2 separate regions of the Homo sapiens genome follow, and region 2 is linked to region 1. A link is a contact called in ENCODE Hi-C or POLR2A ChIA-PET data. All regions are on one chromosome and are shown on one strand. The core of a region is the stretch at or near the end of the contact, and the rest is flanking DNA. Distances in the headings are between cores, read along the strand shown.

The links. Hi-C counts contacts between places; a loop is a spot of excess contacts on that map. ChIA-PET counts read pairs that join two places held with the same protein, here RNA polymerase II (POLR2A). Pooled maps may share reads with other maps.
Region 2: a pooled map shows a loop between it and region 1 (2.9-fold over the local background). The contact joins two enhancer-like sites. A Hi-C loop is called at or near these places in 3 of 50 pooled maps. POLR2A ChIA-PET finds 5 or more read pairs at or near these places in 8 of 52 experiments (GM12878, H1, OCI-LY7 and 5 more).

The regions. Positions count from the first base shown.
Region 1 is chr15:52,504,078-52,506,868 of GRCh38, reverse strand. All of the region lies in intron 1 of MYO5A (myosin VA), which reads left to right. It also overlaps the pseudogene EEF1B2P1. Among named protein-coding and RNA genes, the nearest start is that of MYO5A, 23 kb to the left of the region's middle. Within about 2 kb of position 1,533, at least 4 of the 41 ENCODE cell types and tissues checked have a DNase peak (open chromatin) inside an H3K27ac peak, as active enhancers do.
Region 2 is chr15:52,330,332-52,333,031 of GRCh38, reverse strand. It overlaps MYO5A (myosin VA), which reads left to right. Exons shown (of 42, transcript NM_001382347.1): 35 at 2,533-2,679. Among named protein-coding and RNA genes, the nearest start is that of MYO5C, 36 kb to the right of the region's middle. RefSeq lists an enhancer at 1,155-1,284. Within about 2 kb of position 1,416, at least 4 of the 41 ENCODE cell types and tissues checked have a DNase peak (open chromatin) inside an H3K27ac peak, as active enhancers do.

The sequences.
Region 1 (2,791 bases), core at 284-2,783:
AGAAAGACAGAATCTGAATTCTTTTTTTTATTTTGAGACAGCGTTTCATTCTATAGCCCAGGCTGGAGTGCAGTGGCACAATCTCGGCTCACTGCCACCTCCCCCTCTCGGGTTCAAGTGATTGTCACACCTCAGCCACCTGTGTATCTGGGATTACAGGTGCAGGCAACCACGCCGGCTAATTTTGTATTTTTAGTAGAGTCAGGGTTTCACCATGTTGGCCAGGCTGGTGTTGAACTCCTGACCTCAAGAGATCCGCCCTCCTTGTCCTCCCAAATTGCTGGATTACAAGCATGAGCCACTGCATCTGGCCAAGGGACTGAATTTTTTTTTTTTTTTTTTGAGAAAGGGTCTCACTCTGTTGCCCAGGCTGGAGTACAATGGCGCGATCTCGGCTAACTGTAACCTCCACTTCCCAGGTTCAAGTGATTCCCACGCCTCAGCCACCTGAGTAGCTGGGATTACAGGTGTGTGCCACCACGCCCAGCTAATTTTCATTTTATTATTATTATTTTTTTGAGACAGAGTCTCGCTCTGTCACCCAGGCTGGAGTGCAGCGGCGCAGTCTTGGCTTACTGCAAGCTCAGCCTCCCGGGTTCACGTCATTCTCCTGCCTCAGCCTCCCAAGTAGGTGGGACTACAGGTGCCTGCCACCATGCCCGGCTAATTTTTTGTATTTTTAGTAGAGACGGGGTTTCACTGCGTTAGCCAAGATGGTCTCGATCTCCTGACCTCGTGATCTGCCTGCCTCGGCCTCCTAAAGTGCTGGGATTACAGGCATGAGCCACAGCGCCCGGCCTAATTTTCATATTTTTTTAGTAGAGAGAGGGTTTTGCCATATTGGCCAGGCTGGTCTCGAACTCCTGACCTCAAGATATCTGCCCTCCTCAGCCTCCCAAAGTGATGGGATTACAGGTATGAGCCACTGCGCCCAGCCAAGAGTCTGAAAAATTTTTTTTTTAATCTTTCAAGCTTTTATTTAAATGCCATGATCCAGGATGGATTTTAGATCTTGTTGAAAGCAGCCACATCCATGGGCTGCACATAGTCCTCAAACGCAGTGATCTGCTCCTCCAGCATATCTGTTCCAACTTTATCATCCTCAACTACACACTGTATTTGAAGTTTCTTAATTCTGTATCCCACTGGAACTAGTTTAGATGAGTCCCAGACTAAGACGTCTGCTTGAATGCTTCTGACGCCCTCTAATTTCGCCATATCTGTCTCATCATCCCAAGATTTCACATCTAATAAGATGGAAGACTTGGAAACAAGTGCAGGTTTTTTGGCTTTCTTTGATTCATATTGTGCAAGACGTTCTTCCCTTAGCCTCTTTGCTTCTTCACTTTCTTCCTCATCATCAGATCCAGAGAGATCAATGTCATCATCATCTTTACTATCTGTAGCTCCACTTCCTGTAGTGTCTTCCACATCTGCAGGACCATACTTGCCCAAAGCTTTCTTCACTCCTGGCAGGCTGGCCTTTTCCTTTTCGTAAGACTTGATGTGATTATACCAACATAGAGCATGACACAAGTCGGCAGGCAGTGGGCGGGGCACTGCTTCAAATACTGCCACATCTGCTTGTGATGGCACATACCCCTTGATGTAGCTCTTGTCTGTCAGGTAATCATTGAGCACCTGGAGGCCGGCGGGGCTTTTCAGGTCTCCAAAACCCATGGCTTTGGCTGTATCTGAGAGTTCTCCATGTACGAATTGAGGGCCCTGAATTAAGTGGCCCACAGATTGTCCTTGGACCTTTTGTTGCATTTGAAAATAAATTAATAAAATGGGCCTGTCTTAAATTCCTACCTCCACAGCTCCCGAAGATAATGGGAACTGCCGAGTCTGAGTTCTTAACGACATTATTGAGCTGCCAGAATAGCCCCGAGATAACCTTCTCTGGACTTCTTGTTAAGGATACAAACTCCTAAGAGTTTAACCTACCTGTCAGACTTTTCTTTTTTCTTTTTTTTTTTTGAGATGGAGTCTCGCTGTGTCGCCCGGGCTGGAGTGCAGTGGTGCGATCTCAGCTCCCTGCAACCTCTGCCTGCTGGGTCCAAGCAATTCTCTGCCTCAACCTCCTGAGTAGCTGGGATTACAGGTGCCCGCCACCATGCCCGGCTAATTTTTGTATTTTTAGTAGAGACAGGGTTTCACCATCTGGTCTTGAACTCCTGACCTCGCGATCCACCCGCCTTGGTCTCCCAAAATGCTGGGATTACCGACGTGAGCCACCTCGCCCAGCGTTCTGTCAGACTTTTCTGTTCCTTGTAGCTGAAAGCATTCCTAATGTAAGATGTGGCAGCTTCAATGTGAATAAAGTTAATATAAAATTGGAGAATTTGTCTATATGGTGTTATTTAGGCACAGAAATACAGGTAATATGGGAATATGACAGCATTCGGGGGTGAAAGATCAATTCTAGTCATGCTTTGGACATTGCAAAACATGGGTATTAATGCCAAAGAATCCAGTCCTAGTCATAATTTCTAGGTTTTCTGGCTACCTCCTCAGTCCTTTCCCACTGTACTTACGGCATTTTAAAGTGTTATCTTCCCCAGGCTTAGAAACCTGAACATGACAGAGGCAAGGATTGAAGTTTCAATAATATGGGAGAAGCTAGCTGGGTATGAGTAAGAGTGAGTGGGTGGAGGACATCAATTAAAGGATGAGTGTGTAGAAACATATCAGTTTTCTAACCATGGTTGTTTCTAGGATATCCCAAGTTTATGGTATCTGCAAATTCTTGAATTTCAGTGGGGGAAAGAAGAGAACAAGATATTTAAAA
Region 2 (2,700 bases), core at 167-2,666, 170 kb after region 1:
TCTTACATGGCAGAAGGTGGAAGGGCAAAAGGCTTAGCTAGTTGCCTCTTTATTTATTTATTTATTGAGATGGAGTTTGGCTTTCATCACTCAGGCTGCAGTGCAGTGGCGTGATCTCGGCTCACTGCAACCTCTGCCTCCCAGGTTCAAGCGATTCTCCTGCCTCAGCCTCCCAAGTAGCTGGGATTACAGGCATGTACCACCATGCCCGGCTAATTTTTTGTATTTTTAGTAGAGATGGGGTTTCTCCATGTTGGTCAGGGTGGTCTTGAACTCCTGAACTCAGGTGATCTGCCTGCCTTGGCCTCCCAAAGTGCTCTGATTATAGGTGTGAGTCACTGTGCCCGGCCAACATTTTATTTTAATTAGTAGATAATATTGCAAAATCAATCAAGGTTATGTTGAACTGACATCTAAATTTCATTTGTGAGCTTTGCAAAGACTTAAGTCCCTAGGGAGAATTCAGAGGCAGAGAGAAAGTTTTTAGTGAGAGTATGGCACATTCTATCTGACATTTTTATACAGTACCAAAAATATCCTGGTTAGAGATTTTGCAAAAGGAAGGTGAAGCTTCCTTTTAAAACATAAACTTTCTTAGTAAAAATATCCATTGTATTTCACAAATTCTGAGATGCAGTGTTTCCCATTTCAACATCTCTGAAATTGGGGTGTATCTTACAATTGTTGATGGGTTATAGTTTAGTTGGCAATTTTTTTAGTGTTACATAAAATACTGTATTTCATAACCGATAGCATCATAGATTTGATAAATCAGTGGGTTTAAAATATGCTCTTTGGGTTACATGGAGTCCAAATATGTGCATTTATTGATAAACCTAGTATGTTGAACTTGTTTTCTCCCAGTTTCCCCTTTTGGAATTGTACATGCGGCTTAAAAGTTACTAGTGGCATAGATGGCAGGGGTTTTATAATTTTGTTTTTTACATGCAGCTGCAGGTTTATGATCTGTAGAGGCCACTGTGTGCTGCTTCAGAGGTCCTTGTGGTGTTGTGTTTAAACTGACACCAGAAATTATGTAAAACCAAACAGTTTGAGTCTCCTTTTCTCTTGCATGGAAGAATATACTTTAGAGTTAGTCCCGTGGCTTTCATACTGGATCATGCATATGAAAAACTAGATTATGGGAGATGGCCGTAGCCCTGATCTGTCCAATCACAATCTGACCACTCTTTAGATATCATAGTGTTGCTGGATGGTGGTGACTTCACCTAAACCAGATTTTCAGCGCTGATAGTCCCAGTGTGTGCTGCTGCAGCATGAGGTGGACGGTGTGTCACCAGGCTCCATGCCACATAAGCAAGAGCACTGGCAGGTACTGATGTTCTCTGTGATAACCTCTTCCTGTGGGACTGGCTTCTCAGAACTAACCCAGGAAATTACCCAGAGTGACACAAGAAGCACTACTGACACCTCGTGGAGTCAGCAATATTAAGCTTTCTAATGTTTTTGCATCTGATCTGCATTTTGTTTGACAGCAATCTCAGAACTCAAACTTAATCTGCCCTTAAACAAATCTCTTAACCACTCTCCCTCCCTGTAGATAAAAGGATAAAAAACCTGGTTACTAGCGTGTATCTCCACAGTGGCTGTGGTAACTCATATGTCCCTTTACTTTTTGTTGGATTTCCCACTCAAGTCTCAATTTTGAGATGAAATTGGAGACTTTTTTTTTTAACCTTTAGCATAATTCTCTAGCTGCTGCCCTTGACAATAGTGACTATTTTTAACATCTGAAAGCATTGTAAACCAGTGGTTGTACTTCATTGATTGCAACTTTATAAGTAGAATTTTTAACATTATATTAAAAAGAAATAAAAAATAATAACATTTAGGAAATCATACTACATAGAGATAGTTTATCTGTTCATGATTTCTCTGGGAATGAGGATGGCAGGAGAAAATTAGGTCTTTGCCATATGAGGCCTTTGTGAAAAATAATACATTTTGGACCAAGTGGTATGAAGAAACACTCTTCTACCAGCTATCTGTATGTGTTTTGAATTGATTGTAATGATACATTTAAAGTAAATGTTCTTTTGCTTTTAATGGCTAAAGTCATTGAGCCAAGAGCAAGGGGGAATTGTTTCTGCTCCTTCTGCCCCTTTGTAGGATATTGATTGTTCCTCCTGTGAATTAAAGTCAAAATATGTTTAACCATTTCTGATTAGTATCAATTAATTAACAAATCTGTTAAACCACTTACTTTTTGGACATTTAATCTTATTAAAAAGTAAGCCTTATTACATAAAAAAAAGTTTTGAGTCATGTAAGGTTATTTGATGTTAATTTACAGTTAGGCAGGAGTGGCTTTCAGAGTAAGATGACCATATAATTTTGCCATCTGTTCACCCAATTTTAACAGAAAAAAATTATTTTAAGAGAAGGCAATTAAGTGGCAAATATGGCAAGTTTCGGTTGTTGTAGAATGCATTCAAAATTATAGGAACTTGGAGACCTCTCATGTTTTTTATATGGAAAACATTTTCTCCTCCTTTCTTACTTCTCATAAAGTGGGCCAGATGGAGAACATATCCCCAGGACAGATCATTGATGAACCCATCCGACCAGTCAACATTCCCAGGAAAGAAAAGGATTTCCAAGGGATGCTGGAATACAAGAAGGAGGATGAGCAAAAACTTGTTAAGAACCTGATTCTGGGCAAGTATTTTCTGCATTGGA